Regions from separate parts of the Mus musculus genome. Here all the other regions are linked to region 1. The links are chromatin loops, found by intact Hi-C in ENCODE. Cell type or tissue: left cerebral cortex. All regions are shown on one strand. Region 1 has its middle 2.3 kb from the start of Mllt3. Region 2 has its middle 14 kb from the start of Ifna15. Region 3 overlaps Focad (focadhesin). Region 4 overlaps Focad (focadhesin). Region 5 overlaps Focad (focadhesin). Region 6 overlaps Focad (focadhesin).

Region 1 (4,000 bases):
CTTACCTGCAGCTATTTCACCAAGGTTCCGGTGGGGCTAGGGAGACATGTTCATTCACACTCAATATTTACAGGATTTCTTATTGCTCATCTGACATAACATTCTCGATTAATTTTCAGGCCTTGAGGTGCTATTTATTAAATTAGGGATACAGCCTACCAAATTAATAAATTATTACTTCAGAGACACTCGTGTTCTGAATGTATACATGTGTTGCTTAGATGACTCTTGGGGAGTAATCTACACACGAAGAGGCTCTGGGTTAAACTAGCCTGGTGCATTGATTATATCTGGAACTAGCCTTTATAGTAGGTGGTTGAGTGGATATCAATGTATATTCAGTTAGTCCCAACACACTGTCCTAGAACCATAAGTTAGATATAATATTAAGCATGTAAGGTTCCAAAGAAATACTTCCATAAGAAACAGTGCTTTTCAGCTTCTGTTCTTGAAAAGATTTAGCTTTCTTTTATTGTGGGATTTGTTTTCCCCTCAAAGAACTTGAAGGAAATGAGCATAGAAATACTAAAGTTCAAGGCCACGGAAATTAGGAATTTGCTACTGTATCCTCCCTTTTCAGTTATTAAAAGGTGGAACTGAGGGTGACAGTCACAGCTTCTAATCTCCTGCCATTGCTTTTTCTTGTCCTTCGGCTGTTTGTGTCAGTTTTCTACGCTCCTTGCTTATGTCTGACATGTACAAGTATCCCAACCTTAGGTGTAAATGAAATTCAAAGAAAGAAGAAATGATTTTGGTGAAGTTTCTCCTCTGTGTCACAGAGCTGTGGTTTGTATGACAGCAGGAACCAACATTCATTTTTATTTTATTTTTATTAATTATTTTAAAGGTAAGGTCTCATACACACTAGGCTAACTTCAAATTCTCTGTGTAGCCTTGGATTTCTAAATTCTCCTACTTCTACCTCCCACTGAGTATAGGAATTATTAGTGTGTCCATCATGACTAGTTAATTCGAGTACAGAGATGCAAACTTTCGGCTTCTGGTATGGGGCAAGCATTCTACAGGCTGAATTCCACTCTGACTCTTATCATTCTTACAGTCTTGTACTTGACATATGGTCCAGTTTTGGTAAACAGATGTATGGATGTATTTCATCAAACAAACAAACAAACACCCAGCAGGCTATGGAGGGGGAAGCCTTAGTTATTCTGAATGTGCAGCTACCAAAATGTCTACTGTCTGTTCTAGTAGCTAATAGTTTTTTCATGGGCCTTCCCCTTCCCTGACAAACCCATATAGCCAAGGATGGACAGTGGCTAATTTTTGATGATTCGATTCGTTGAGTGTGTGTGTACCAACAACCTGACATAGTGAATGGGTAAAATTTACTTTAGAGTGTTTTATAACACCCTAATTACACCTGAAAAAGCTATTTTTTCCTTTTGTTCTGGCAGAAACACTTGAACTGCTCTGAAGTTCCAAACTAGCAAACTGCTGAGATGAGAAGGTTGGAGCCAGCTGTGGTCCTGTGAGGAGTTAGGCTCAGACACACAGGTCCTTTTCCAATCTCCATCACTGTTCTTATTTAACTTGATGTTAATCACTTTTGTGTTCATTAGAGTAACCCAATTTCATACTGTACTATACATCACAGTATGAATTTCAGTGGGATAATTTCTATTTGAATAAGGAAATGCTTTTATCATTGATGACTTTAATTATTCCTATTTTTTGCTACCTAGCATTGATGCCTGTCTTAAAATTTCTCTCCAGTACACTTTCATTGAGACAATGCCCCCATGCTGTCCAGGCTTCCTATGTAGCTGTGATTAGCTTTGAAACCTAGAGGCTCCTGCTTTAGCCTCCCAAGTGTGGTCCACCACTCTGTTTGTTTTGACTTACATTGTTATTATTTCAGAATAAATGGACAGGAAATGCATTTGCTCTCCCAATTTTATTGTTAACAGCGAACTTATTAAGACAGCTACAAATGGAAAGGCTGGTGTAAATTCCTTTGTTCAAAGTTGAACCTGGAGTATTCCGGGTTGTGCTTTCTTTTTCTTTTTCCTGGTAGAGAAGTCTTTTTGTTGTAAGGAGGGTCACATAAGGACGCTGGTGGAAGGGCTCTGTGCGCCATCTACTGGCATATTTTAAGTCTCCGAATTTGCAGACGGGGGAATTACTTTATATTGGGGAGGAGGGTTTAACGCATTTGAGAAAGGAAGGATGTTGGGGGAAGACGGTCAGATTCTACGATTTATTTGTGATTGCTGGAATAAATGAGAATCCAGCAAATATTACACGCACGCATGCACACACACACACTCACTAGCAAGCACATGGTCGAGGGGGTGGGGCAGGGAATCCCTCTTAATATACAAGTTCCAGTTCCTGGAGAGAAAACCAAGAGACCAACTCTGGAATCAGTGCAAACGCGGAATGGTCACCTTTCAGTTACTAAAAACATTCACATAATCTTCAGTTTTCAACTTCTTCATTCCAAAATAGTTCTCTGCAATTTGATTATTTGATAAACGGTGTAAGAATGCACAGTAGATAGTCATCCCTTGCTTATATCCCACACACAGCAGTTCTGTCTAACTTAGCGCTTACACAAACACACATGCATACAAGATGACATACTCTTACAGACTTGGTTGGGAAATATGTCCTTGGACTTCTGTTCAAGTTTCCCCACTTCTGGGCTGAATCCTGGAGGATGGGTGTACCAGTTTTAGGAGAATCACACTACTCGAGTTGGAAACGTGCTGCTTTGAACTTGGCTGGACCTGGTCCTGTCTAATCCCCATCATCTACTTTGTGAGCAGTGGGAAAAACTGAACGTGGTCATGGAGAACCTGGGACGCTCCAGGAAACCTCCTTCCCGTTATTCTCAAGTGTTCAATGCAAGGGCCGAGTTGTGCTTTCATGGTCTCCCGGCGAGAGGAAAAGAAGAAAGCAATAAAGTTGAGTCAGAAAGAGGAAGAGAGACAAAAAACACAGGGAGAAAAGAAGTTGGCAATCTGGAGAAAAAAAGATGGTGAACAAAAGATAAACTCTGGAAAACAGCCACCACCCCAAACCAGTTCAAAAAAGGAGTTAAGAGCCAGAGAGGTACAAGAACTTTAACGAAACAAAAGTCACACCCATCTTTCATTTTCGTATATCGTCTAGATCTTATCCGTTTCCTTTTTAAAGGTTGTCTGTGTTTCTAGAGGAAGCTAGTAACTCTTTTTTTTTTCTTTCTTCTTCTTCTTCTTCTTTTTTCGCTTCACGTATGGCTTGATATTCTACCCGTGGCCACTGAGACAAACTACAATCGGAGATGGAGCATTTGTAGAAGAGCAACTCTAGAACACTTCTGCGAGGGGTTGTCACCCGGGAGCCTAAATGGATTAATACCCAGAGATGGATTATGTTGGCTGTCACCAATATGCCTAAAGATTATAATCCAATTTATGCACATTATAGTCAGTATTAACTTTATCTATTTTAAGGTTCCCAGTAGTCTGGCGCGCCCTTAGAGAGAGGGCAGACCCTGATGCAACCCAGCAGGTTGTCAGCGAGGGGGAAGCCTCCTGAAGCAAACAACTGGGAAGCGGGTTCCCTAAGGCTCTGCGACGGGCACTCCCAGGTGTCCCGCCTCCACCTGGGCACGGTTCTCAGCCCGGGAACACCGAGGCGGGAGGCGTTTCCTAGGAAGGAAATGGCATTCTTGTTTCGCGTTCATTTCTTTTTTTCTTTTCTTTTTTTTTCTTTTTCTTTTTTAAAGTTTTCAGTGGCGACGGTGGGAGGGCGGGGTAGGTTGGTGGCTCGGAGTAGATAGGGAAAGGGATTTAAGGTTGCTGGGGGCTGTTCAGTCCCAGAGATTGCTATCAGGAGGCTTTTTTCCCCCTTCTTTTTTTTCTTTGGTAGCGTGGATTTCTCTTGCTCTCTGTTTAAATAAGTTTGTTTGGGTGTGCGTTCTTGCGATTTCAGCACAAACCCGCAAAAATCCATGGTGGAAAGTAAAAACAAGCCCGCTCCCCCTTCCCAAACG
Region 2 (4,000 bases), 510 kb before region 1:
ATGGCAGGGCAATGCCAAATGGAGCTTTAGCCAAGTTCACAGTAGCATGGGGGCTATTTCAGGGTTTATAAATAAGTCTACAGAGGTATAGGGCTCTCTCAGGGATTGTAACTAAGCCCAGAGGGTTATGTGGCTGTTTCAGGGGATACAAATGGAATCACACCTTAGAATCATTCAAAGCTTATCCATGTAACTCTCCCACTTGGCTCATTTCTGACCACATCCTAGATGACACTTAACTGCATCTATGCTAAATCTTTAGTTTAAAGTGGAAGGACAGAGATAGGGGAAGCAATCTACATTCCAGAAATGATGGAGGAGGTGAAATTTCCAGTTACACTCGCCATTTTCTCAAATCCTACTGCTAGGGTATGGTTGGTTGTATCTTCACAAATATGTCCATTCTCCTTTCCTTGTTTTAAATGCATGGGATGATTTGCCATCCCATGGCAGAATTTACAGCTATGAGTGAAATGGCTACACAATTGTATAATATGAAGGAAAGGTCATTTACTTAAAGATTAGTTAATCATATCAGAGTCTTTGCACAGTAATTTTGTTTCATTTAAGCTTGATAAAAATAATGTTATAACAATCAGGTCTTTGCTTTAGAGATTTGGATTAATTTCCCAAATGAATCACCTTGTCAAAAGTCTTACACTTCCATCCACTATCTGTAAGTGTCTACTCTTACCTGAACACCACTATGCAAGCTTCCTTTTTGAGTTAAACATACTTTCATTTATTTAAATCTTCCATAATCCATCAAGGACATTGCTTTCTTTGGTCTACATTTTCCATCCACCTGCACATTGTGCAGGCATTCTCTCTCTCTCTCTCTCTCTCTCTCTCTCACACACACACACACACACACACACACCTCAAACCATAGTTAAACAGGTTGGTGCTATTTTCAGTTGCTGGCCCTGTATCAAGACTTTAGAAATTCTGCCTATACACTCTTTATTCTTGAAGGATATTATATAAATACCCCACTTACTCAAATTATATATGATATAAATAAATGTTACTATTTACTAAAAGAGAGTAGGGCTACTGATTTATTGTAGATAAATATAAGGAGTGGATTTTATTAGCTTGCTTTGTTTGGTTTGCTTTGGTACTTAGGTAGTTAAAGCAAGCATTGGAAAGATGGCTCAGTTAGTAGAATCCTGGCAGTGCATATAGGAGGGCCTGAGTTTGGCTCCTCTGTACCCACATGAAAGCCAGACAGAGCAGAGAATGCCTGAACTCACAGCCCTGGGTGACAAAGATGGATAGATTCCTATCTTTCAAATTGGTGATCTGCAGGTTCAGAGAGAGACTCTGTCTTAAAACAAAATTGAAAACAAAAAAAAGCTAGTGAGGACCTTCATGGGCACACAATATGTGTTCAAACAATAACAACCTTTGGGAGTGGGACTTGAAAACAAGTACTATAGCTTCATTTATTTCCTGATGGTACCAGGAAAGAGGGATGACATTCTTTAAGGCTATTGATGAGTTGAAAATATGTGTCAGACTAGTACAAGCTAAACCTCTGCAGCTCTCCACCTGCTTACTGGCGTTCAGGTGTCTAAAATACATGTTCCCCCAAAGCAAATTTGGATTAATTTCCAGTATTCTGGAAAAAATATTCTCAAAATTTTTCTTTTTGTCCTCTTCCACTTTTGTAGACTATAAATATTTCAAAGTCTCCTCTGCATCCTCCTGCTATTACAGGCACCACACATTTTAATGACAAGTTTCTCAAGAACCTGACCATCGGCTGCAAGTTTGGATCCTCCAGGACCCTCTATGCTGTCAAGGTTTGACACCTCTGAGCATCAAATTTTCACTTCATAAAAGCTATTCAAATACATCCATGCTGTCACTCTTACCAGTGTCTATGTAATTATTTTCTTTGGTGGTAGGGGCTTTTACCAAAACTTTAAAATGACAAGACTGGCCTTTGGAGTAAAAACATGAATACTGAAAATATAAAGTTTGGACTTATATTTGCATGCATTTGCATATATAGGTAACTATCATGAGTTACTTTTCCTTTATTCATCTTGTTCTTTGTTCTTAGATGCACAGGACACCAAAATGCCCTTTTGCTTACTGCTAACTTTCTACATTCTGCCCTGCTGGAAGTCATGGTAGATTAATGTCTTTTCAAAGCCAGTATTTCCCTTTCTTTCCAGTAGATGGCAGTATCACATCAGGCTTACATATCTGGTTACTGGCCAGTCAAAGGAAGACTACAAAAGTGGAGAGTCTGGAGGACAGAGAAAGAATGTCATCTAAAATCGTTATTCTCCCACTGTCTTAGATTGATCCAATTTGACATTAGATTTACATCACCAAAGATAGCCCATCAGATGCCTGCAGGGATAGTTGAAAAGCTGCCTAAGCTTAGCACTCAGATCCAATAGGCCTCCGGGCCTTCTTGGGTAAAGCTTGAGACAGCTTAAAGGAATAGACAGTGTGATGCACAAATACAACTTTTACTAATTTTTCTATTGTAAATACATTTTGCTTCATATAAGTCTGTCTTGAAGATGCCAGAGCTACCATGACCTTCCACAGAAACAGGGTTACCACTTTTCAATGTTTTAAATAGAGAATGAGACTATCCTCAGAGAGAGTTTACAAGCAGGATATGAATATCAGGCTCATAAATTTTTAGTTATGTGTTGGATCTTAAAATGAAAATGGCTTCAACTTGATTACCATCCCAATGACCACACAACTACATTTGGAGTAGCTGATCCCGAGACTGCGTTCACCGTGTTCTGAAGAACTGCTAATCCAGTCCCTGTGTCTTCTGAAACCCAGCATCAATTTGTAGCCACTAATTCCTTAAAGCTCCTCATCTCCGGCTATGTGAACATGGACTCTCTGTGTACGATCTCCCCCATCCTGTCTCTCAAGCACTGCGCTGACTGCAAAGCAAACCACCTTGGTGAGAATAAGAAAATCAGGAAAAGCTCCCGGAAGATATTGACACAGTAAAGGTGTCCTTTACTCAAAAGTCTCTGAGAACAATCAGAGAGTAAAGATGGTACTGCATATGAAAACCGTAATGGTGAAGCACTAATCTGCATCAGTCAGGGCTGAACACAAATGGTAAAAATAATTCACACACATATTTACACACCCCCTACTAAAGAGTTCTTTACTGGATTAAAGCACACATCTTATTCTGCATAGAGAGAAGCCTAAATTTAAGCAAGAATAAAACAAACATATAGGCAACCACAGAGGAAGAAGGTACAAAAAAGGAACATTGGAGATATGGATATCAGTGAGATGCCAATAACTAAAATCAATACTAATATTGATGAGCATCCAGTGAAGTGCATTAAATTTGGGAAAGTGAACTGGACAAAGAAAATCCATAATTAAATAATAATGGGAATAACTATAAGTTAGATAATTTAAAATATTAAGGACTGGAGAGATGGCTTAGTCAGTAAAGGGCTTGCCACAAAAGCGTGAAAACTTGAGTTTGAACCCCCGGCACTCACATTACAACTAGGGTACATCAGTGCATGCCAAAATGTCAGCACTGAGCAGCAAAGCAGGAAACTCCCTGGGGCTTCCTGCTGAGCTGGTAGCTCAAGGTTCAGGAAGAGACTCTATCAAAAAATAAGATGATTCCCAGCACCCACATGGAAGCTCACAACCATCTGGCATTACAGTTTTAGGGCTTTCAATACCTTCACCTGGTCTCTGTGAGCACCAGGTCTCTGTGAGCACCAGACACACATGTGTTGCACATACATAAATACAGGCAACACACTCACACACGCACAAAATAAATACTAAAACAAACAAACAAAAGAAAACCTCTAGTGATTATGGTTGTGTGGACTTCCTCATAGGCTGTCTACTGAGTCTGTGTCTGCTTTTGTGCCATCTCCACACAGGGTTTGTTAGCAAGCTTCTGCAGGACAACTTGAAATCAGGTACAGCAATAGCAGCAGCATTGCCCGTCCTCCAGGGCCCTCCCCAG
Region 3 (4,000 bases), 150 kb before region 1:
TATATGCCCCAGTACAGGGGAACGCCAGGGCCAAAAAGGGGGAGTGGGTGGGTAGGGGAGTGGGGGTGGGTGGCTATGGGGGACTTTTGGTATAGCATTGGAAATGTAAATGAGCTAAATACCTAATAAAAATGGAAAAAAATTACACATTTGTGCTGTTATATTTGCAAATTAAAAAAAAATAAATGTCAATATAAATTAAAAAAAAAAAAAAAAGATGGCCTAGTCGGCAATCGTTGGGAAGAGAGGCCCCTTGGTCTAGCAAACTTTATATGCCCCAGTACAGGGGAACGCCAAGGCCAAGAAGTGGGAGTAAGTGAGTAGGGGACCAGGGCGATGGGAGGGTATGGGGGACTTTTGGGATAGCATTTGAAATGTAAATGAAGAAAATATCTAATAAAAAAATTTAAAAAAAAAGAATAAGACCCGTCAATTCTATAAATCTACCTGGGAAAAATAAAAGCACATACCACATAAAAAACTCACATGTCAGTGTTCATCACAACATATTCACAGTAACAGAACATGAAAATAGCCCAAAGTTCACCCATAGAGGAAGAGAAACAAAGCGTTGTTCAGACATGCTACTAGGATAAAAACTGAAGCATGCTTTTAATCATAACACTTGGGGGGCAGAGGCAGGCCTCTGGGCACTTAAAGCCAGTTTGGTCTACAGAGTGAGTTCCAGGATAGCCAGGGCTACACAAAGCAACTCTGTCGGGGCATAGGGGTAGTACAAAGGGCTACTCTTCCTAGGATCTCATCTCTGTTCAAGTTCCAAAGTAGACACCATAGACAATTTCCTCCCTAGAGAGCAGATTAGTGGTTGCCTAGGCTGCCACTTAGGAGTTAATATCAGGTTATGTGAGGTGTAGCTTTTGAGATAATACTAATAAATGTTCTAAGGCTTGTAGTGGTAACTTTGAACAAACTGGAAGACCCTGAATTGTACATCTGACCTGTATACAATACATATGTGAACTGCATTCCAATATGCCATTAAAGGTTAGGTAAATGCACTCATACACATAAAATCAATCTAAAGGGGTAGGAGGCCCCAAAGCACAACTTTTGGCATGGTAATCCCTTCTCTGTGCCTAAGTTAGCTCTTAGATAAACTATGCCATGGGGTGTGGTATGACAGTACAGTTAATAGAGAATATGAAATGGAGTCTACAACCCTATGACAGCAAGATGCTTTGCTACTCATTTTACCTTGGCCCAGAGAGATCAGCCACCAGTCAAAAACCATGCAGCTGAAAACAGAAGAAAGGAAGAAAGGAAGGAAGAAAGGAAGAAAGGAAGAAAGGAAGGAAGGAAGGAAGGAAGGAAGAGAGAGAGAGAGAGAAAGAGAGAGAGGCAGTAATGACTGACAATGACGAGAACCTATTTTAGAGTCACTGTAAGAAACAGGAGTTTCTCATACTGCACATACTCCGTAGGTCTTAACTTAGCTCTTAGTAAGATGACAACTCACTGAAAATTTCATGACTATTTAAATTAAAAAACAAATATCCTATATAGTCTCTGCTCCCTACAATTCCAAATAAAGGCTAACTGTGACTACTCTATCAACAGGGCCGAGAAATACTATACTTACACACACACACAAGCTTGCAGTAGACCCTAGTTGAGTCAAGCTATCCTAATCTTCCCGCCGACTACAACAGTTTTATAGAAATGAGTTTGTCCTCTGAATGAGCACAGCAGTTCAGCCCCAAGTCTCCATTCACTGTATCTCATCAATCCAGTTCACTCCCCATCCCCCAAAACTTCCCCCAAATCTGTCTTACTGTCAGGTACTCAGTGTGATCCATGTCCATCCTCTGTGGGACCTGTGATAACACAGTGGTACCTGGTCAGCATTCCTTCTTTGCCCTTTTAGTGTAGTGCAGGTCACTGTCAACAGAGGGCACAAGAGCCAGACTGCCTCTTTATCTGAGAGGAGTAACAGTTCCCCATAATTACTCTCCGAGCATTCTTTAAGGAATAACTAAGTACCTTGACTAGTCAACAATTACTTGTAGGGGTTTGTTTTATTCAAGTTTCTCTCCTTAGTGGCTCTAATTCATGCACACCAATGTTTCTTTTATTCTCTATGTACTCTCTGGCTAGTTTTCTGTCAACTTGACACAAGCTGGAGATATCACAGAGAAAGGAGCTTCAGTTGAGGAAATCCTTCCATGAGATCCAACTGTAAGGCATTTTCTCAGTTAGTGATCAAGGGGGAAAGGCCCCTTGTGGTTGGGACCATCTCTGGGCTGGTAGTCTTGGTTCTATAAGAGAGCAGGCTGAGCAAGCCAGGGAGGCAAGTCAGTAAAGAACATCCCTCCACAGCCTCTGTATCAGCTCCTGCTCCTTGCCCTGCTTGAGTTCCAGTCCTGACTTCCTCTGGTGATGAACAGCAATGTGGAAAGTATAAGCTGAATAAACCCTTTCCTCCCCAACTTGCTTCTTGGTCATGATGTTTATGCAGGAATAGAAACCCTGACTAAGACACTGTATTATCTTGGGAGAATTTTTAAACACCTTAGAATTTATGACTACTGGCTCATAGCTCCTTAGCCTCAGATTACAAGAGATGGTTTAAAATATCACACTTAATAGCCAAATAGAAAAAGCATCTTGTTTCTCAAACACTATAAAAAATACTTACTAGACTTTAAAGAGATGAATATCATGTTTACCACCATACATGTTTACATCTTAAGGATGAAAAGATATTCAAGCATGTTTTACTTCCTGGTTCTCGGGCTCCAGGGATGGAGGAGCTCAGCTCGGCAGGCTATGTAACCTACAAACTGTGCTTCTGAACAGCTGAGTTGTAAGCAAACACTGAGTCCAAAGCACCTCGAGAAATCACTAAACACAGCAAGCCTGTGCCTTTCACAGAAAGCGTTCTGCAATAGATCTATAGGAAAATGGGCTAGTTTTGGGAGACGTGCACGTTTTCTATGAATGAAACTTGTGAAATCCTGAGTATCCACCATGCACTAAACAATGGATCAGGTAATTTGAATGAGAAGATAAGTTCATATGCTATTTAAGTATAAGAGAAAGAAAACACTCAGCTGGCACTGGCTAAGATATTTTCAACTAAAGCCTTTTCCTTTTCCTACAGTCACCTGAGAAATATAAAGGTGAAACACTTAGTACAGAAACGACTACTGCAATTTAATGCTAACAATTTCCATTGCTGCCCTTTCCTAAAGGCCTGGTAAAAGAGTCAGAATCCTCCCTGCCCCCCCAGCCCCCCCCCCCCCCCGCGCACCCCGCCCAGTGAGCTCCCCTTAGCGTTGAAGTTACAAACATGGAACCCCCCACATTAGCACACAGTATTTTGTGCACTGGGTAAATAAAAGCTGGAAACACACAGCACAGTGAATACTGACTTGGGGGCTTGAGAACATTTGGCTGTATTTGGAGGAACGGGCAGTTCATACAGAGCACACAAAAGAGTGTGAAAGCAAAAGATCTGGGAATAGACTTGGTGAGTATGAGGCAAGCAGAATTAATAGTTGTGTTTGGCCCATACTGGTGCCCGAGGAAGAGAATCCCACAGTAAATGTGGCTGGAGTCTTTAAAAAAGATAATAGAGGTCCACTCTTAGCCCCACTAAGGCAGCATAGCATCATGAAAAGGATATTTATAGCATTGCTAGTATCCCTTCCGCCTCCCCCCTCGGCAACAGCTGCTAGAGAGAAAGTGCAGCTTCCATCTCTGATGAATAAGACACACACCTGAGCAAACAGTAAGCCGACTCCTGAGGTATTAGAGTTATGGTGAGCCTCAGTAAATAACACTTGTGACTTAAAGGTACACAATTGACAATACATCCTGCCAAAACCTTAGCACTGGCCCCCAGCCCTGGTCCCACCCAGGACCATTATGCTATATGGTGAACTAGGAGGTAAGGTATAAAAAAAAAAAAAGTTATTAGATTCTTGCCAGCCTTTCTAGAACTCAGATAGAATTTCCTTCTCTTACTGTTAAGTCAGAT
Region 4 (4,000 bases), 170 kb before region 1:
ACTTGATTTCAAAATTAACAAAACACAAAATTTATTCAAATTACTTGCAATGCTATCCCTAACAACTTTATTGTTCCCATAAAAGCTAACCTGCATCATCTAGTAAAATGGCAGAAATTTTTAGAGTGGTGATAAACTATGAATAAACACAGGAATAATACTGAATATTAGCCAAAGGAAAGAAGCTGCAGTCCCTACTCTAATGACTCTCTTATGAACACCTCAGATCAATAACTGTTTATTCACTTCTGAAAAATATTTCATAACAGATTTACCAATCAACACAGTTTCCAAGCAGAACTGAGACCTGAATTTACATAATCTGTCCTATATATAATCAAAGACTCTTACAAAGAAAGCAAATAGAATAAGCAGGAAGTCATTGCACTTCATCGTATCTTAAAGTACATAACCCAGCCAGCCCGGTGTCTACGCCTGTGCTTGCATGCACCCCCTACAGAAAAGAATACAGAAAGTGCATGGCATGTTACAGAAGACAGAGTGTGGCCCTAATGGACACTGACTAAAAATGGTCTAATGAGAAACATTGAAAAGCAACTGTTATCACACCACATCAAATTAGGAAAGTTTGTTAGGCAATCTGAACGGAATAACGTGATTGGCCTCCAGTGCTCCCCCACTCCCACCGTTTTTTTCTATATACAGACAGCAGAGAGTGAATCTTCAGGGGGGATTTCCCAGAAGGGTGTCATTTACCACTAAAATATTTCACTCCAGCAGTTGAAAGACCATAAAAGGGTGAATGTCCTCCAGAGTCTCTAATAACGGCAATAGATCTTGTGTTACTATTCACAAGTGACCACTCAGTCAGGCGATTTAATTTTTTCCCCGGCAGCATGGTTGGTTTCACACACAGTGTAATAACAGTTTTTGCACAACAAGACAATTCATCCGATGAGGAGAACTGCATTAAGCCTTTCATGAACAGCATGTGCCACCACAGCTTTACCCAGAGTTTGATTTAAGACAGCATAACATATGCATGCCTGGTTCTCCATTTTTTTACGGTTTCAAAAATGATTCCTGAACTTTCTTCAGGAACTTTCCAGACCACTGCCTGTGCCCTCTCCTACTTCAAAAAACAACCAGGAACTCATCGACTATTCAATGAGTGCTACAAAGATGCACTGAGAACCAGGCAACAGAAATGCATACCAGACTCCTCCTTTCTGCATGAGTGACATTCTAATGTCTCAAAAGGGAGAGAGTAAGAAAGGGGACATAGAGAACATACCTGGCCATTGAATCCACCTTCGTTCATCAAGGTATGACTCCAGTGTACCACTATTGTAACAGTACATAGCTGAGATGCTTTAACCAAAGTAAATTTGGAGACCCTCATTTGTAAATTTCAACAAAGCACAAAAATATAAACAGAGAAATCGAAGGAAAAGTGTGAAGCAGCCATCTGGTAGTGGCTGCTGTAGTAAATGTGCCAGCATCATTCAAGGCCCAGAGAAGCCGAAGCCTAAGACTATCCATCCACATGCTCACTCTCATGCTGCTGAGATTACTAAGGTTAAACCCATAGCCCCAGCAAGAGTGTAGTGACAGCTGGCAGAATTCTCCAGAGTCCCCTAACTTTACAACCTCTAATTGATGCTGATAGGTCTGGTCATCATCTCTCCACCACCCTGCCCCAGCCCCTCAGAAACCTCTGATATCTGCATCTGGAGGGGCTCTTTTGGGAAACAGGGTCAGCACACTGTCAGTACGGTGAAGGTGTCTGTACATCTCACAGCCCAAGAGGGATCCTCCTACTGCTCCATGGCCAGCAGCCAAACTTGCAGAATGAAAGTCTCATTAGACTTGGCACAGGGAAATGGTGTCTGCCTTATCCATTCAACAATCCTTAGGAATCGTGCTGTTGTGAACAGAGCCCTGTATATTCCCCTAGAGAGCTTCATCCCACTGGATTTTTTAGTAACACCCACCTGAGTTGCCCACATTTTATTATAAGAAATACTAACACGTGTTTTGCATTGACAAAATCTGTGCATGGAAGCTGATCATCACAAGTGCTAGCCAGCTAGCCATCACACACACACAAACACACACACACACACACACACACACACAAACACACACACGCTTTGTTTTTATATTTTTGCATCAAACATATTCCTCTTCAGTGTCACTTCCTCTTGACTTCTTATGGATTGCCTGATTACAGTTATGGCAGGCAAGTACCCAGAGACTATCATAAAGTCCCAGCCATCACTCTCTTTTAAGTTTTGAAGGGCATCATTACTAATCACTCTATCACTCATGTCCCTCAAAAGTGAGCGAGGTGCTTTAATGTGGACTAGAAGGAGAGATCAGAGGAAGACAGGAGCAGGTTCAAGTCCCAGTCACTAAAGTTGAGACAAAGAGCATGGGACGTGTAAGACTCACAGCCTCCTGGTCACTCTCTGGAGAACTATCATCCTGGCCCATCCTCTCATTTCCTAGCATCTGCACTTGAGTGACTGAGGAAAGGGCTGAGATGTCCGGCAGTTGTTGGACACCTCGGTTTGTTCCTATCATACTATAGGGTCCGCGTGTTTTCTCTCTTCCTTATATAAACCAGGGTGTCCACCAAAACTGTTACTTTTAAAATCCTATCATAAACACTTCATCTACCCCAAGTCTGATTTGCCCTGGTGGTTTAGAGAACTTTCCTCATCTTGCCCAACTTCAAGGCTTCAGGAGCTCATTTTTCTCAACAGCTATATCCACTTCAGGAACAACTTCCCTCTTCCCATGTATCCAGGTTAATTCAGAATGGCTAGATGTCTCTCTTGCCACCCCACTGTGACCTGATACCTATCAGTGCCTTGGCATATGTTCTGCATTCTGTCTAAATGTTTCCTCATTCCCCTACTTTAGGGAAACATACGGGCACTCTCCTCTGTGTTGCAAAAATGCTTATTTACTGCCACAGTGCAAAGTACTGTCTTGTATGGACAGTCATTTTTAGTGACTCTATCAATGCACTGAGCCTTAGCATTCCTGAGTGCAAGACAATATCCTTCCATCTCAATGTTATCAGCACCTACCATACAGGAGGGCTGCAATAAACATATGTTGTGTGATTAAATGTGTGACCTGAAAATGCTTAATAAATAACATGGGGCCTAATAAAAACACGACATGCACAGTATCTCAAGCTGAAGGATAACTCCATGATAATTGCACTTAGCACAGATAAAGATGCACCACTACCATGAAAGATTAAATACAATTTGCCACGAAGTACACATAAATAGTAAACTGCCACCAGCATAATTGTCATTAATAATAATCCAGAGTATGAGAAATAATGAAGATAGACAAGATTGAATTTGAAAAGTACTAAAGAAATAAAAGTCAATTGCTTACACTATTACTGTACAAAACTAATTACCCAAGTGTTACCAACCACCAGGACCTGTTGATGGATCTTAATGAATACATAATTTGATCATTTTAAATTAGCACACTCTTCATATTAATGTAAGTGAGCAAATTTAAACAATCTAAAAACCAGTAACGTCAATACCTGCTAATATTTTAATTCAGTCTATATCAAATTACATGAACTCTAAATTAATAAAGTTCACCTACTCTGATGCCGGTGTAATCTAACTTAAACTAAATCTAACGACCATGAACTCCACGATGTTCCATCCATTTGCCTGGATAAACATGGCAATTTCAGGACCTACTTTATTGGCTTGGGGAAATTATTTGTAGCTAACAATTGCTACCTGTTACCTACCAATCAAGAGATAAAGCACAGGAACCTTCCAACGATGCTGAGAAGCAAACACTTTAAGACATGGCTTTCCTTGAGAAATCCTTTTATGAATACTAAATTTAAACTGTTTCTACTAAAAACTGCATTTCAACATAATTTACATTTAAGACAACTAGATAGGTCACTTTAAAACATTAATTTGTCATTACTAATCTCATCAAGCTTGGCAACATGATATGCCAATGATAGCAATATGATGAA
Region 5 (4,000 bases), 200 kb before region 1:
ACACAGACACTGGGGAACTAACATACACACAAAAAAAATCTGTTTCATCTCTGGAAGTTTTTAATCAGTAACCTCCATTTTTCAAACCCCTTTAGAGAATCTACCTGACACACAAGATATCATTGCCATTCATTTTCCTGCAGAGTCTGTAACTTAGCTCGAGTACCTGACACACAAGTCAAAGAGAAGGAAATTTACTCCAGTTCAGAGTACAAATACAACACAAATGGAGCAGGTCAATGACACTGTTACATCTGACTGTACCTCTATCATTAGAAATCAAAACCATATGACCCCGTCAACTGTTTAAGTGACTAAATTCCTCAAATGGCAATTTACATAAGTAGAGGCCCAGTGCCACAGCCCTGAATCAAGAGGGACAGTGCCCCAGAGAACACCTTACTCACTGCTCAATTCAGACCTTAGGCATAATGCATTCCATTATGCTGCTTTGAGATTCTTAGGGGAAAAAAATCATGAGGCAAAAATGCAAAGCTCTCTCTATTACTGAAGTAGCCTAAATCATAAGAACGCATGCACATGCAAAATCAAAATATAAGTCTACATTTAGAAGGATTCCCAATGAAGAAAGAAGCAGTTTTCTGATGGTTAAGGAAAGTCTCTCAAACGTGAAATCCTTTAAAGAAAACGCACACACTGTACCCTGTCCAGACTTCCTTCAGGTTGACATGTGAGGAGGACTCAGAACATTCCCGTATGAAGACTTACCAATGCCTTGCCCTCTTAATTCCACATACTCCTTAAGCAATTTAACTTCCCTCCAGCAATTACAATGAATATGATTTTAATCACAGAATCAAGGTTAATTCCAATCAGGGGTCACTAGTGTTTGTAGCAATGAGTCTCTTGGTGGTATTTTATACTAGGCAGATAAAAGGTAAAATACTCCTGTTCTTTTAAACATTTATATAGCACAGAAATGAGTTTAAGCACATCTGAGATGACATTTTTATGAAAAGCACGATTTTATGTCATTTGAGACCAGATAAAAAGCTTTTGAAATAGCCTTGCTAATTTCTTGGAAGGAACCAAAATAATGCTTTCAATCGGATCTCAAAATGCAAAGCCTTTCAAACCATTAACATTATTTACTGTGCTGCCCTCCTTCACTGATGGCCTTTCTAGTCCCTATGTCCTCATTTACCCCCGAAAGGGAAACCTGCTCCTTGGATAAGCTTAAACCAATATATTTTATTCACTGCAATGGCAGAGGGGTACAATTAGCATCAGTTCAGTCACATCACTATTCCCAGCTCAGTGGCATTGATTCAGATGAGCACAATTTGCAGCCACTGAGTCCAACGGCTCTGATGCTAGCTGGCATCATTAAAACCTTCCCAGTGTCCAGCCCGTTTGATCTTTTAAAGAATGCTTTCCGTGTATGACTGAGAGCCGGAAACTCCCAGCTGGACACTGTGCACAGCCTTCGCGCTCACTCACAGACTACTCACGGCAGCTAATACTCCTTACACCCAGGATTCTGATTCAAGAAAGAAAATTCTTCAGAAAAAAAATCTATAAACACAAAATATACTTTAAAATGGATTAAAGGAGCTTCATGAAGCAAGGGAGATCCTGAAAGTTATCATTTCTAAGGATAAAGTATTGCAGAGATCCTAACAAATATTAGAAAATGGCAGAGGACTGGAAACTGCAGAGGGGAAGCCAAATCAGGAAGTGACAAAAAATTAAGACCTCAGTTATTAAATGTCATACTGAAGGTTCTGATATAGAACTCAACATCCCATAATCTCTCAATGTTTCCTTTTTAAAATTAAAAACAGCCAATTAAAAAGTAATGGGGAAACTAAGTTGGTCTATTTAAACACACACACACACACACACATTATTTTTATTTCCCCACAATTTCCACTCATGGCTTGTGAGTACTGAATCGTAGCCATTGTATAAGTATAACACATCCAGTTAAAATTTTATTTCAAGAATAAGAAACTATATTTTAAAACCTGCTTGAAGAAAAGCAGAGTACATGTTATAATATCCACATATGTTTAATAAAAGGCAAGTTCCTGCTGTCCTTTTAAAGTTAAAAATACAACCAAACTACAACTTTCAACTGCAAAGAGTCATTGTGTAGAATATAAAAAGCACAGCATGGAAATAGATTCAACAAATGTACAAAAAGAGTTTTCATGCCCAGAAAGAACTGAAGGCATCAAAAACTAGGCCCCACACTACAAATAACAGAGGGCAGTTCACAAAGACCAGCAAATCCACTCACTAATGCATAGCAAATTAAACTTAATCAACTCCTCTGCAAGGTTATGCAGCCAATCCACCTTTAAAAGTCTCCACAAACAAAACCAAGAAACAACAAAGAGGTCCAGAGCGCAGTAAATACCAAATCCACAGTAGGCGACAGAAGCCTTACTGTACACAGCTGAGAAAACCTGCCATGCAACAATGGATCACATTTCCATACTAAATTATATTTATCACGCTAAAAATGCTTAGACAAAATGCAGGATTTCTATTGGGCATTTTTATATCACACTAACTCTCTAAAACGTTCCAGACCTGCTGTGTCCCATTGAAAATTGTTCCTACCCCATGGGGTTGTAAAGGAGACCTTAGACAAAGGGTTAGGATGATGGGAGAGGGCAAAGACAACTACCCTCCACCATGATTTCAGAAAATAAATAAATAAAAGAGGATAGAATAGCCAAAACATACCGCTGGCGGAGGGTATCTCAGGGGAAATCACCGCTGTGACAAATGGCCTGAAATGAACTCTTCCAGCGGTCAAGAATCCCCAGGAAAGGCCCCTCCCGTCCTTACCTACTGCTCGGTTGTACAATGCTCTGCTTTGAAAATGTAACACCCTGATGGTACTGGGCAAGATGAAAGAGCTTTTCTCAGTGATTCTGAAACGCCTATTAATTTTTGCCACAACAGACTCACAGCTGACTGAGAAAACACTGGCCTAGCGTGCCTCCTATCCCCATCTTAAGACCTTAAGAGAGAAAGTGTTCAAAGAGAATGAGGCCTCTTTCTGAGGGCAATGCACTGACTTTATTTCTGCACACACTGATTGTTTGTTTGTTTGTTTGTTTATCTAACCCTGGGCAACTTGTTCACACTGGAAGTTATGTTCACCCTAAAGACTCTAAGTTGACTATGTAAAATTCCAGGCATCTTGGGACTCACTCATTTGCACTTCTGTGCATTCTATGACTGAAAGAGAAAACTTCAAACTGTTCCTTCAAACTTTATCACATTTGCTAAGGCAACAATACAGAAGGAAGAGAATAAATCAGACTGAACAATCAGATGTCCACATAGTCAAGCAATTCATAGAAATTTGGTAAATTAGAATTTCTAAGGTGTTCAGTAAATAAGATTGTTCCTTCACCATAAAATGAAATACTATAACCTATAAATTACAAAAGGACAATATTTGTACTAGTCATCAAAGAGATATTAGCCAAGAAAAATATTATCCTAAAAGAAAAATGTGAAGTCAAAAATCAATATATTAACTGTCTTAAAGAAGGAATGAATTATCAGCTTATCTCGTCAGCTGAGATTTCCAGGAGCTTTGCTGTGGTTTGTTTGTTTGTTTATTTGTTTATTTAGCCAAGTAGAACCACAAGCTGCATAATATAAATATAGTCACTGCTCTGACCACTCAGCATTTGAACAGACTCCATCCTTTTAGAAACCTGCCCTAGTGAGAGACATAAATGAGTAAGCAGCAGTAGCTTTAAGATGACCCTGACCCTGACTCCACTGAGGACAAACGAACTTCATCATTTCGACTTTCAAAGCCAAAGACGTCCTCACCTAGCAAGCTTACGGGGGAGAGGGACGACGACACTGCACTGCTGTACTTCTTACACAGACTCAAGGTTTGGAAAGCTCTAGAAATCAATTTTAAATGTTTTTCTAGCTGATGTATTTTCTCAAAGCCAGGGGTATTCAGTTTGTGTTCTTATCTTTATTGATTTACTCCACTGTT
Region 6 (4,000 bases), 160 kb before region 1:
CGTGTGCGAGTATACATTATGTAGGAAGCGTATACAGATCAAGGCAGACCATAGTATTATTTCAAGGGATTCTTCTTTGCATGATCTCCAGATGCTGCCTGAGCTTCAACTACTCTAAGAGTGTCCTACATGGTCTAAGCAATGATCCAAACACTGGCTAAGAGTGACGGTCTGTAAAACGTATCAGAGAACTGGACTAGAAGAGAAGTATTACTTGATGAATACAATGGACATGGTAAGCTGAGAGAATGAGAAACTCCCAGCACGGAACCTCCCACCATCAACATTTCTCACCAACAACACCGACAAAAGTTTCTAACTAGGAACACATGAGTTTGTATTGAGAGGTGAAATTTTTCTTCACAATGTATGAAAGAAAAAAACCTAAACACAGACACATTAAATGGAATATAAAATAATGCCATGTCTGCCGGGTTAGGAGAGCCTTCCTTCATGGAAAACATTCTAGAGACTAACCAGTAAGACTGTGTTAAACTTATTTCTATTTTTAGAGGAAGGAGGGAAGTCTTATTTATGTCTGACTGCTTATTACACTCAAGCTCCATGCAGACAGGAAGACAACTGTTTATCCTCACGGCCTTGTCTGCAGATCAGGACCACACAGGGAAGGACACAATGTTTTTGTTTATTAAATGACTGAGGATCAAACTGTAAGGAATCTGTCATGAATTGATTAAGCAGGGTCACATTAGATCAATATTAGAACTAAAAAGAAATGTACCGTGGAACCCGTTGCGAAGTGGAACAAAAATATACTGAATTCAGGGTTCCTCGAAAATTATAGTTTTAATTAAAGGAAAACATTTGCATTGTTACGGGAACATCAACTCAGAGTAAGAAGAAAGAAACCACACTGGGTAGAGAGACATTTTTAAAGCCATAATTTAAAACTTCATAAATAAACTAAAAATTATCCATAATAATAAATACTGAGTGTTTCTCCCATTACTTTTCCATATTCTCTGTCTTTACCTGAGAGGAATCTGCTTGAGCTAACTGTGTGGTGACCCTCAGTATCTGCTGAAGATTCTGCCCTACATCTTCAACAAGCAGGTAAGCCAGCAGTAAGAAAACGTGTGGGGGGATCACTGTAGTGGCAGAGAGCAAGGACTCCACTGTAGCCAGCCAGTCACTAGTGGCAGACTCTTCTCCAATGACGTCAAGAATCCTCCAGGCTGTGAAGATGGAGCCATACATGCTGCTTACAGGAAAAGCAAGCCTGCAGGAGATCTGAGAAACAGACACAAGAAGGCATTTCAAAAAGGAGATGAGTGTGTGTCAGAAAAAAATTCCTATTCCTGACATTCACCCATTTTATAATGCATTATCAAAATCACCCCCCGCCAACAACAAAAAAATTGATACTTTGAGGTCCTGCCAAATGGCTCTCCACCCAAATGTGAGGCAATAGGATCCGACAAAGAGGAAAACAGTTGTTCCATAGAACCTAGGAACACTATCGCACAAATTTTTCTCTATTTACTATTTACCTCCTATTAAGACAGAGGGGAATTAGATCAATATACAAGATCCAGAGGCAACAGAGTTTAGGAAAAAATCTATTCCCACTTTAAAAAGCTTCAAAGTGATCAACAATGAGAAGAAAAATAGACACCGGATTTAATTTGCCCAGCTCCAGGCCCTTGTAAGTGGCAGCTCGAAGCAGATGGCAGACTTGGACACAGGACAATTCACATTTGTAACAGACAGTGTGTGGATGGGAACAGAGTTGCTTCAGCTTGAGCCTGGTAATTCATTAGTAATTGTGAATAACTTCAGCAACAAAATGTAGCTAGCCCAGCTCTAAGTCAAACAAGACCAAGAGATGGTGCTGCATTTCAGCTAATCAGGGAAAAGGTTCCTCGCTTAAGTGTGGCAGTGTAGTCAGGTTCAGGGAGTGCACAAAACTGTGCAGTGACACTTGAGGGGAAAGAACTCAGGAAGCCACAGGCATTGCAGAAGCATTTGACACTGTCTGCCAATAGAGTCATTCACACTTCACAGAAGAGGATGGCAGAAATTAAACTCTCTTACCTTCCTATTATCACACGATGGTTTAAGTATAAAAATAATCATTGAAAGGGTGAGAAAGACAAATGTTATAATACCTGCTTTTTTTTTAAGTTTACAATTTTGTAGATGTCAGTAATTCATAAAATTCTGAAACCATCACCAGGGTCTACTTTTATGATATTTTCATTATTCCAAGGGGAAAAACCCCAATTGCCTACTTCTATTCCCTGTGCCTGGAAACTACCCACTGGTATTGTATTTCTACTCTATTTTATATGATAATTTTGGATATTTTATGACAGGTTTTATACAATAGACACCACTCATTTTGTGGCTTCCTATCACTTAGCATGTTTTCAAGGATTGTTCATGTCATAGCTTGTGTCTGTACATGTTATTGCTAATAGCACTGCATCGTACATTATATATGATGCTCCTCTTGTCAATCCATTCATGATAAATGAGTAACTGAGCCATGTCCATCCTGGGAGGCAATTATAAACAACGCTATCAGCATTTCTACCAACATTTGTAAGACAATTTAAATAAACACACAATTCTTTTGAACATATGATAAAGAGTGGCTGTCAGATTTAAACATTTAATAGTACTCTAAAAACAAATGTGGAAGTTCTAGCCATACAAATAACTAATATGAACAGATTCACCAAGTGAAAATATAAGAGATATAAATAGTTTACATAGAATGCTATTTGTTTTTCCAAACGAGACTGAGGAGAAAAGGATATGTTATATTGCATTATAGGGTAGTATGTTGTATTGTATTGTTGTAGAATACAATACAACTGGTAACCATTAAGCAAAACATCCTCTTTACAAGAGTAAGGACAGCACTACTAGGACTCACATGAATAAAAAGGATGCTCAGCATATTCTACTTTATACTTTCTAAACCATGTGAATGTGCTACTATTTTAAAAATCTTACAAAATTTAGGCTTAAATAATAATCCAAATTTATATTCCTTTATCTTATTAAAAAAAACTGTTGACAAGAAGATAAAATTCATTAATGACTATGGCCACAATCTTTATACTAATGAAAACCAACACTGGACTTGAGACATAAAATCTTGGTCTTCAGAAAACCCAAGTCAGCCATGAAACATCATTGCAACCACTCTAAACATCACTTTACTCATTTATCCAATTTAAATAAAGACTAACTTCTTTCCAAGATAGGAAGAAGATATGAAACAATCTAATATCTAATAAGCCAGCGAGATGCCTAAAGTTGCAAATATAGGAAAGCATTATCCCTGTCTTGGGGAAAGAAAATCCAGTGGTTAAGAGTAGAAAAGATTAATAACTGGAAATGAACATGAGCCATGAACAGCGTCCAAAGCAAGAACATGCTCGGGCATAAGTAAGCAAGGAAGGGAAGGTAACCCCGTGCTACTTGAGGCATTACCTCCTTCTTGCTCTGGTTTGCTGGCTTGCTGACAGGTAGAACAGCAGTAGGGAAGCAAAATGCTAAATAATATATCACAGTAAGATCCCCGTGCCCTGTTGAATGACAGCTGCTACTGGCATACTGTCAAGAGATGGGTGTCATCAAGGATTTCCCTACCCGGAGAGGAAAAACAGATGACAGGGTGAGTATGTTCTGCCTTTCAGATAAAGAAGTAGAAAGTAAAAGGGACTGGTAATATGTGTATTATAGCACAACAGAAAATAATAAAGAACACTGAAATAAATCTAGAACTTAAATGAGGATGGCATATGTAATACCACCATTGGCACAGTGGGGCAGCAGGTTCAAGACCAGACTTTTCTCAAAACAAAACAAAGCAAAACAAAACAAAGTAAAGGGCTGGGCAAAGTGGTGTGCACTTCTAATCCCAATAGAGGCAAACAGTTCAAGGACAGCTTGGTTTTCATGGAGATGTACAGACTAGCCACACTAGTGAGTTCCACCTCAAAAACACATAATACAAAGGAAAAAA

What was found. A loop is a pair of places that touch in the nucleus more often than their neighbours do. Peaks named below come from ENCODE experiments on the same cell type or tissue, not always from the same donor. Only the 100,000 strongest peaks of a DNase experiment are listed, where the experiment ranks them.
Region 2: a loop joins it to region 1, with 9 times the contacts of the local background. A loop is called at or near these places in 28 of 42 quality-filtered maps.
Region 3: it touches region 1 in a loop (2.4-fold over the local background); 7 of 42 quality-filtered maps call a loop at or near these places.
Region 4: a loop joins it to region 1, with 2.1 times the contacts of the local background. A loop is called at or near these places in 3 of 42 quality-filtered maps.
Region 5: a loop joins it to region 1, with 2.8 times the contacts of the local background. A loop is called at or near these places in 4 of 42 quality-filtered maps.
Region 6: a loop joins it to region 1, with 3 times the contacts of the local background. A loop is called at or near these places in 6 of 42 quality-filtered maps.

The regions. Positions count from the first base shown.
Region 1 is chr4:88,033,752-88,037,751 of GRCm38, reverse strand. No RefSeq gene overlaps it. Among named protein-coding and RNA genes, the nearest start is that of Mllt3, 2.3 kb to the right of the region's middle. In left cerebral cortex, a CTCF peak has its summit at 2,110 (motif pointing left); DNase peaks (open chromatin) are centred at 2,104, 3,348 and 3,589; H3K4me3 peaks cover 1,021 bases.
Region 2 is chr4:88,542,269-88,546,268 of GRCm38, reverse strand. No RefSeq gene overlaps it. Among named protein-coding and RNA genes, the nearest start is that of Ifna15, 14 kb to the left of the region's middle. In left cerebral cortex, a CTCF peak has its summit at 2,181 (motif pointing right); a DNase peak (open chromatin) is centred at 2,197.
Region 3 is chr4:88,187,603-88,191,602 of GRCm38, reverse strand. All of the region lies in intron 10 of Focad (focadhesin), which reads right to left. Among named protein-coding and RNA genes, the nearest start is that of Mir491, 68 kb to the right of the region's middle. In left cerebral cortex, a CTCF peak has its summit at 1,906 (motif pointing right); no DNase peak of the experiment used is centred here.
Region 4 is chr4:88,207,256-88,211,255 of GRCm38, reverse strand. All of the region lies in intron 11 of Focad (focadhesin), which reads right to left. Among named protein-coding and RNA genes, the nearest start is that of Mir491, 87 kb to the right of the region's middle. In left cerebral cortex, no CTCF peak of the experiment used is centred here; a DNase peak (open chromatin) is centred at 1,815; H3K27ac peaks cover 392 bases.
Region 5 is chr4:88,235,952-88,239,951 of GRCm38, reverse strand. All of the region lies in intron 15 of Focad (focadhesin), which reads right to left. Among named protein-coding and RNA genes, the nearest start is that of Mir491, 120 kb to the right of the region's middle. In left cerebral cortex, no CTCF peak of the experiment used is centred here; DNase peaks (open chromatin) are centred at 1,341 and 2,266; H3K27ac peaks cover 1,098 bases.
Region 6 is chr4:88,194,010-88,198,009 of GRCm38, reverse strand. Focad (focadhesin) reads right to left here. Exons shown (of 44, transcript NM_001081184.1): 11 at 994-1,251. Among named protein-coding and RNA genes, the nearest start is that of Mir491, 74 kb to the right of the region's middle. In left cerebral cortex, a CTCF peak has its summit at 1,815; DNase peaks (open chromatin) are centred at 1,283 and 1,701; H3K27ac peaks cover 617 bases.